Linked DNA regions of Homo sapiens: region 1 is linked to region 2. A link is an interaction called in ENCODE POLR2A ChIA-PET data of the cell type or tissue named here. Cell type or tissue: MCF 10A. All regions are shown on one strand. Links, peaks and the distances in the headings refer to the core of each region. The heading gives the core; the rest is flanking DNA.

Region 1 (4,390 bases), core at 130-4,129, 100 kb after region 2:
GCATGAGCCACTGTGCCTGGCCTGTTATTTCTAAACTGAACCTTTCATTACTTTCTTTAGCCAAAAAACAGGCCTGCTGCATGTACAGGAGGAAGATAGCAATGTTTCAGCCTAAGGGTCCAACCGGAGAAACTAATATGCAGAGATGGGGCTGTGAGATGGCCCTATTGGGTTGGAATCAGAACTAGAAGTCACACAACCTTGAACCCTATCAGAGCCTCATCAGCTCAGTTTAGGGATAGGGCAGGTATATCCTCCTTGGATATTCACTAACTTGAAAGTTAAAAGCAGTTTTCCTGGTTTTCATGCTGGCAGTCTTTATATGCACCAAATCTTTTCTAGCCTTCCTGGTGTACCTATCTTTGGAGCTGCTCACCACCAAATTCTGGAGGTACACAGCTCTAAGCTAATGGTAGGGGCAGGAAAGACATGTGGAAAGAAATAAATACTCAAGCTGCCCCCACAGAGACTGATCTTTCCTGCTGTGTCATCTTCCTTGAGGATGGACAAACATAACTTTTGTCCCGAGATAATGTATAATGTACACTCTTATCCCTTGACTCCCACCTTGCCTCCCCTTCCTACAATAACCCTCCAAGCCATTCAACCCCTACTCTCAGTGAGACTCTCACTAACTACCCCCCATCTCTTTCTTCCCCTACTAGGAAACTGAGCCCAATTACCAAGTCCTGATTCGCATCCTTATCTCTCGATGTGAGACTGACCTTCTGAGTATCAGAGCTGAGTTCAGGAAGAAATTTGGGAAGTCCCTCTACTCTTCTCTCCAGGTGAAACTTGGCTACTTCTTAGCCTGGAGCCTCAGGCCTTCACTCCTCACCTCCACCCTCACTCCCTGCACACAGCTGAGCATATTCTTGCCCCATAGAAAACCCAGTAGTTAGCCAGGCACAGTGGCTCACGCCTGTAATCCCAGCACTTTGAGAGGCTGAGGTGGGCGGATCACGAGGTCAGGAGTTCAAGACCACCCTGACCAACATGGTGAAACCCCGTCTCTACTAAAAATACAAAAATTAGCCAGGCATGGTGGCGTGCACCTGTAATCCCAGCTACTCAGGAGGCTGAGGCAGGAGAGTCGCTTGAACCCAGAAGGCAGAGGTTGCAGTGAGCCAAGATCGTGCCACTGCACTCCCACCTGGGTGACAGGGCAAGACTCCATCTTAAAAAAGAAAACCCAGGAGTCTTTGGTTAATGTAGTGCAGGACTCTGAGCTCCCGGGAGGACCCTTCCCTCCCAGATGAACTGTGATGGACCAGCCCAAAGGAGGGGAGAGAGCACTTGGGCCATAGTGGTGGTGGATCTTTCTAACACTGAATTCCCTTGTCTGCAGGATGCAGTGAAAGGGGATTGCCAGTCAGCCCTCCTGGCCTTGTGCAGGGCTGAAGACATGTGAGACTTCCCTGCCCCACCCCACATGACATCCGAGGATCTGAGATTTCCGTGTTTGGCTGAACCTGGGAGACCAGCTGGGCCTCCAAGTAGGATAACCCCTCACTGAGCACCACATTCTCTAGCTTCTTGTTGAGGCTGGAACTGTTTCTTTAAAATCCCTTAATTTTCCCATCTCAAAATTATATCTGTACCTGGGTCATCCAGCTCCTTCTTGGGTGTGGGGAAATGAGTTTTCTTTGATAGTTTCTGCCTCACTCATCCCTCCTGTACCCTGGCCAGAACATCTCACTGATACTCGAATTCTTTTGGCAAACTTCGCTGTTGTTTGTGTTCCCTGATTGAAGGTTGGGTGGAGCAGGACATGGACCGGGAAGAGGCACTGGAGTTGGAAGTGCCTTTGATGTGCACTTGGCTATTCCGCAGGAATCCTGTTTTGCCTTAGTGCTACAGTAATCCACACCCAGGTCTCCCACTCCAGGTCTCCCCTCACCCTCATTCTCCAGGAAACTTCAGGCAAAATAATTGAGAAACAGGCATTAGAACAAGGTGAGAAATAGAGGGAGCAAAGGACCATCTGTATGAACTGGGAAGCAAGCGGAGGGCCAAGCTACCCTCCCCAGCATGGGAATTCTTGGGTTAGTGGAGAGCACAACCCTCAAATTCATGTGTCCAAGCAGAGATTTGGAAACCCACCTCCCAGGAGAGCACTATTTCCCATAGAAAACAAAAACAAAAACAGAAACAAAAACAAAAAGTCAGGCTTTGGTTCCCCCTGCAGGCTATATTAGAAATGACAGGTAGCTGGGCGCAGTGGCTCACGCCTGTAATTCCAGCACTTCGGGAGGCCAAGGCAGGCGGATTACTTGAGGTCAGGAATTCAAGACTAGCCTGACCAAAGTGGCGAAACCGTCTCTACTAAAAATACAAAAATTAGCTGGGCGCAGTGGCGCATGCCTGTAGTCCCAGCTACTCAGGAGGCTGAGGTAGGAGAATCGCTTGAATCCGGGAGGCGGAGGTTGCAGTGAGCTCAGATTGCACCACTGCACTCCAGCCTGGGCAATACAGCGAGGCTCCATCTCAAAAAAAAAAAAAAAAGAAAAAAAGAAATGACAGGTAACCACCTTCCTGCCTCTGACCCACCTCCCGCTTTTTGCATTCTTCAATTGGGTCAAATACTTAACCCTATTGCTTCAGGGTAAGGCAAACAACAGATCTCAGGAAAGAAGGTTTTTTTTTTTTTTAGACAGTTTTGCTCTTGTCGCCCAGGCTGGAGTGCAATGGTGCGATCTCGGCTCACTGCAACTTTCACCTCCCAGGTTCAAGTGATTCTCCTGCCTCAGCCTCCCGAGTAGCTGGGATTACAGGCGCCCACCATGACGCCCAGCTAATTTCTTGTATTTTTAGTAGAGACGGGGTTTCACCTTTTTGGGCAGGCTGGTCTCGAACTCCTAACCTCAGGTGATCCGCCCACCTTGGCCTCTCAAATTGTTGAGATTACAGGAGTGAGCCACCGTGCCCGGCCAGAAGTTTTATTTCCAAACCCCAGGAAGGCATTACAAATAAGAGATAGAAACCCAAATTAAGCTCTGAAACAACTGGAGACAGGCCTGCCTAGGTGATCAGGAGCATCCAGGCAGCAGGGATGGGAAGCAGAAGAGATGCATTCTGGATAGGGACCTCACCCCAGAGCCTCAGTCTGTACATACGTGTGACTATTCAGGGACCGGGAGTTGAGAACCAGAAACCCACCAATCCTAGTGTTGCCCTGGATGGGAGGCAGAGAAGGCAGCAGCACGTGAGGTCAAGGACATTACCAAGTCTGACCTTGGCATTTGTTGCCTGCTCTCATCCCCAACAGTCCATAAATAAGTTATCCAGCACATCTCAGGGGTGGAGGCGGGGGAGCAAGCCAACTAGCCATAGCCTCTGGAAGAAGGGGCAGGCCAGCCTGGCACTGGGGCAGAGCTACAGCAGAATGCAGTCTGACTCGTGCTTCGGCCTCTGCCGACGCTCCCCGGCTGGGCGTCCAGATGTGGCTCCTCTCCCCTGTATCGGATTTAACAATTGGTCACTGAACTTCCTTGGAAGAGCACAAGAAGAGATTCTAGAAGAAGGGGTGTCAGGATTGGGACAGAGAGTAGGGAGAGGAAGACAGGAAGGGGCTCCAGGGGAGAGGGACAGGCAGGGGAAGGACTCTGAGAGAAGAAACCTTGAAGAGACCAGTGCAGGAATAACAGGTGTTCTGGACCCGGCAAAGCATGAGGTGGAAACCGGGAGTGTGGGCGCCCAGGCAGCAGCCCACCTGCAGTGACAGGACCCGCGTCCGCATCCGCACTGGCTGCGCTGCCTGCTGCTGTTGATACTCCTCTTGCTGAAGCTGCTGGGCCAGCTCCAAGTCGGTAAGCCCCAGCGGGCCTCGTGGCTGTTGCTGCTGCAGGGACAGAGCAATCAGGTAGTCCTGGGGAGAACAAGAGTTGTGCAGTGGGCTGAGGCCCAGAGCCGTGGCTATTCAGGCAAGGTTTCCAAATCAGTTTTCCCACATCCCTCAAATTCTCTAGCTCTTTCTCCCCACAGAGCAGCACACACAGCCAAATGCATTATCTGTGGTGCCAGAGAATACACACCAAGTGAGGAGACGGTCTGAGGTAACCCAGAGAGAGAGGCATGGGTTCACATGGCCTCTAGCAGTTAAAATGTATGCAGTAAAAAGCTCTCTGAGGCACATGTGCTCTCTGCACTTTTCCTAAGTGCCCTACACACCTGGTCTACCTGCAGCTGCGTTTCTGGGGAGCCACTCCCACCTTCTGCTCCAGGCCCCTTGCCCAGGGAATGACTCAGGTGAAAGTCAGAGTCACAAAAGCAGCTGTCTCCATCCACATTGTGCAGGCTCTCCCATACGACTTGCTCCTCCTGTAGAAAGCCCTGGTCAGTGACCAGTAGGTATAAGTGACTCTACAAAGAAAAGAACAGAGCTCATTGG
Region 2 (4,390 bases), core at 163-4,162:
TGGCTAGTATTAAGTTTTATCAAATGCTTTTTCTGTAATCATTGAGGTAATTTTTTCATTTAATCTATATATTAAATGTCACTTACAGGTTTTCTCATGTAAACTACCCTTGCATTTCTGGGAAAAACTCAGCTTGGTATTTGTGTCAATCAGGATTTATTTGCAGGGAATAGAAACTTTCTAGTTATTTAAAACAGAAGTAGGATTCTTAGTTACACATGACCGAAAAGCCCAACTCAAATGGGATTAAAGACTACAATGGAAAAATATGAATTTGCTAATTATAGGGCACAAGATTTTATAGATGTTCAATAAATCAAGCTTGTTAATTGTATTATTCAAATATTCTATATCTTCACTGATTTTTGCCTAGTCAACCTATTAATACTTGAGAAGAATGTGTGTTCTATCTACCATAATGGTGGTTTATATCTATTTCTCTCTAGAGTTCTATTGCTTTCTTATTTAAGACTGTTTTATTAGATGCATATAATGTATTTATTTATTTATTTTATTTAGCGGGTACAAGTGCAGATTTCTCACATGCATATATCAATGTGGTAAAGTCTGGACTTTCAGTGTACCCATGTAGGTACATATAATTTAGAATTGTTATATCTTCCTACTGAATTGAACCCTTGATCATTATTTATTAATCCTCTCTATCCTTAATAATGCTTTTTGTGGCCAGGCACAGTGGTTCATGCCTGTAATCCCAGCATTTTGGGAGACTGAGGCGGGTGGATCACCTGAGGTCAGGAGTTTGAGACCAGCCTGGCCAACATGGTGAAACCCCACCTCTACTAAAAATAAAAAATTAGCCGGATGTGGTGGCGCGTGCCTGTAGTCTCAGCTACTCAGGAGGCTGACACAGGAGAATTGCTTGAACCAGGAGGAGGTTGTAGTGAGCCGAGATCGCACCACTGCACCCCAGCCTGGGTGACACAGTGAGACTCCGTCCCCCTCAAAAAAACATATATATATACATATATATATATATGATGCTTTTTGTATTTAGTTCTATTTTGTCTGATATTAATATAGCTATAAAATTTTATAGATATAAAATTTTATTTTGGCTAGTCTTTACCAAATATGCCTTTTTCTATCCCTTTTATTTTCAGCCTTTCCATGTCTTTAAATTTTAGGTGAATTTTTAAAAAATAGACTATAGCTAGATTGGGGCCAAGACCAAAGAATGGATGTTTGTCATTTTTTGTCTGCCCAACATCCAACTACCCTTCCTGTTTGGGGAAATCTTTTTTTTCTTTTTTTTTCTTTTTTTAATTTTGTGTGACGAAGTCTCTTTCTGTTGCCCAGGCTGCAGTGCAGAGACGCGATCTCAGCTCACTGCAACCTCCACCTCTCAGGTTCAAGTGATCTTCCTACCTCAGCATCCCAATTATCTGGAATTATAGGTGCGCACCACTACGCCCAGCTAATTTTTGTATTTTCAGTAGAGATGGGCTTTCACTATGTTGACTAGGCTGGTCTTGAACTCCTGACCTCAAGTGATCCACCTGCCTCGACCTCCCAAAGTGTTGGGATGATTACAGGCGTGAGCCACTGCACCCGGCCATGAAGAAGTCTTTCTTCACATGAATCTGTCAGAAACAATTCCCACTGCGGAGGCCTAGAGAAATCAAATATTCCCTCTTCCACCCTCTGGCAGCCAAGGTGTTAGTGCATGACTCAGCCTTGACCAGTCAGATGCTCTAGCCAGAGACTAGACTATTGAGTGACACAAAGATGACACAATTTATAATTCAGCCATGCCAGAGGCAGCAGTATCCAATGACAGTAGCAGCAGTGCTCGGCAACAGCAGTGTCTGGTGGTGGCAATGTCTAATGCCAGCATTGCCCTAACCAGACTTTTCCTGTGCTCTCCCTGGCTATGGTTCCTGATGGCTGGCTTCTCTTGATTTCTGTCTGTTTATAAGACTAGTTCTCTTTCTGAGAGCTATCTGACCTCTTTACAATAAATATATTTTCTGTTTAACGGAGAATCCGTTCCTGTTGCTTGCAAACAAGAATGTGTTCTTTTTTCCTCTGGAAAGGAGCAGGAGAGATGATAGGTAGGGGGAATATGTGAGGTTTGAATTTGCTGGAGCCATTCTTGATACCGTAAGGGAAGCCAAACTGGGGATTAAATCAACATAGAAGAAAGGCAGGGTTAAGAAAAGCCATAGACACATAAAGGCAGAACCCTGATACTTTGAATCACTGGATTCAGCCATAGCTAAAGGTAGTCTCACTCTGGACTTTTTGGCCATATGAGTCAATAAATTCCATTTTATTTTTAAGTCTCATGTGAGTGGGCTTTTCTGTCACTCGCAACCAAAAGCATCCTACCTGATACCTTTCTGTTCTGCCTGTGAAAAGGAATCCCTCACTTAATTCTGCAAATAGGCTTTCAGCTGCTATTCTACTTCTCTTCTTTCTTTCCTAGTTGAACTTCTCATAAATGATTTAAAATCTTAGTGTCTTTATTTCCTCACTGTCCTTTGCTGCTTTATCCACTAAAACCTGGATTCCTTCTTTACTACTATAACACTATTTCCTTTTAGATCACCAGTAGTCTTCTCCTGTCTTAATTCAGTGCCAACACCATATCTCAAAGTCATTCATTCATTCAACAAAGTTTTACATACCCACTTTAGAAACATATAGGGCTACATTCATTCACTGAACAAATATTTATTGAACATCTAATATATCCCAGACTTTTAGGATAAACAAATTCTATATGATCCCTACTCTCATAAAGGATTACAATTTTATCAGCCAGTACAGACTAAAGTAATATAATAAATTATAGTGAATATTACTGAAAGATCTCCCTAGAAAATTTATATTTAAGCAAAGCCTAGAAGTTGAATATAGAGGGAAGAGAATAACACAAAGAGAATGTTAAAGGAAAAGGCTTGAAAGCAAAGGGGAAGAGAGGGGCAGGCAAAATTCATGGAACTGTGAGAAGCCCACTATTGCCAGGTTAGAAAGTACAAGGGACAGAGAGGTAAGAAATAAGGTTAGAATAAATTGTCAAGAGCCTTGGAGCCCCATTAAGACAGTGGGAAGCTGAAAACAGATTTTGATCAGATGACTGATCAATTTGCATTTATTAAAGATCACTTTGTAGTTTGGAGGGGAATAAGAGTGTTTTCAGGAAATCAGAGTGTATTTACAGGAGGCTGGCATTTGATGGCCTGGAGTACAGAGGTGGCTGGAAAGAAACAGAGAAGAAAATTTATGTGAGAAATATTTTGGAAATAGGCCCAAAAGGGGTCTCACTGTCGCCCAGGCTGGAGTGCAGTGGCACAATATTGGCTCACTGCAATCTCTACTTCCCAGGCTCAAGTGATTCTCCAGCATCAGCCTCCCAAGTAGCTGGGTCTTTAGGCATAAGCCACCACACCGGCTAACTTTTGTATGGTTTGTAGAAATGGGGTTTCTCCATGTTGCCTAGGCTGGTCTCAAACTCCAAGCTCAAGCGATCCACCTGCCTCAGCCTCCCAAGTGCTGGGATTACAGGCATGAGCCACCACAGGCCAGCCTCCAAAAGGATATTAATAGATACAGGGAGTGAGAAATCACTGCAATTTTGAATGCAAAAATGCATATGACCTTGTTCTGAAAGAGCACTATAGAAAGGACAAGATACATAAACAATGTGATATATCTATAAATAATATATATATACACCCAAAGGGTGGTACAGATATTTACCAATATTTCCATACTTTTTAGCCATTGGGAGGAACTCTGGACCACTTTTCTCTCATCCTAGGTCTTAGGACAACTTCCTTGCAATTCTCTGGCAAGGTACAACTCTGTACCATAATGACCACAACTCATGATATTGTTTCACAGAGCAGTTTAGCTCTGCATCATCCCAATTAACTCTTTACCAAACAAGATTTTAGCTTTGCTTGTGTGTAACCAAAACACCCATTAAACCACTTTTCAAAACAAATCTATTGGCTTTTTTCTATTTAAGAGACATGGTCTTGCTTTGTTGCCCAGGCTAGCCTCAAACTCCTGGGCTCAAGCAATCCTCCCAAGAAGCTAGCACTATAGATGTGGGGTTTTTTTTTTTGTCTTTCTAGGATGATGTTCAGGGCACTTTCTCTCATGATGTGCTTTTTATAGGTTTCTCAGAAATTCCCCCATTAAGGTTATTTATCTGCAGATGCCTCAGAGTCAATCTCCTTCTTCCCATTGGACTTTACAATGCTGAGTCTAATATATTTACCTCTAGCCACATTCTGTTAAAGTAACTTCATCCTAAGTTGAATTCCACCTAAGAGGAAGCCCTCTTGGGTGGAATCTTCTTTTATATGACCTCAGACTGGACCCTATCTGTGGAGTCCATATCTGGCCCTCAAGATTT

Evidence for each region. ChIA-PET counts read pairs that join two places held together with the same protein. Peaks named below come from ENCODE experiments on the same cell type or tissue, not always from the same donor. Only the 100,000 strongest peaks of a DNase experiment are listed, where the experiment ranks them.
Region 1: POLR2A ChIA-PET joins it to region 2 with 7 read pairs; 5 of 35 experiments call an interaction of 5 or more read pairs at or near these places.

The regions. Positions count from the first base shown.
Region 1 is chr1:150,993,912-150,998,301 of GRCh38, forward strand. ANXA9 (annexin A9) reads left to right here. Exons shown (of 14, transcript NM_003568.3): 13 at 666-788; 14 at 1,349-1,723. The coding sequence ends at 1,411. It overlaps MINDY1 (MINDY lysine 48 deubiquitinase 1), which reads right to left. Exons shown (of 10, transcript NM_001376665.1): 8 at 4,171-4,362; 9 at 3,713-3,868; 10 at 2,924-3,456. The coding sequence ends at 3,376. Among named protein-coding and RNA genes, the nearest start is that of MINDY1, 11 kb to the right of the region's middle. RefSeq lists enhancers at 2,065-2,284, 3,634-4,133. In MCF 10A, for the core only: a CTCF peak has its summit at 2,186 (motif pointing left); a DNase peak (open chromatin) is centred at 2,190.
Region 2 is chr1:150,894,069-150,898,458 of GRCh38, forward strand. All of the region lies in intron 1 of CTXND2 (cortexin domain containing 2), which reads left to right. It also overlaps a transcript of LOC107985204 not described here. Among named protein-coding and RNA genes, the nearest start is that of CTXND2, 9.1 kb to the left of the region's middle. In MCF 10A, for the core only: no CTCF peak of the experiment used is centred there; a DNase peak (open chromatin) is centred at 1,713.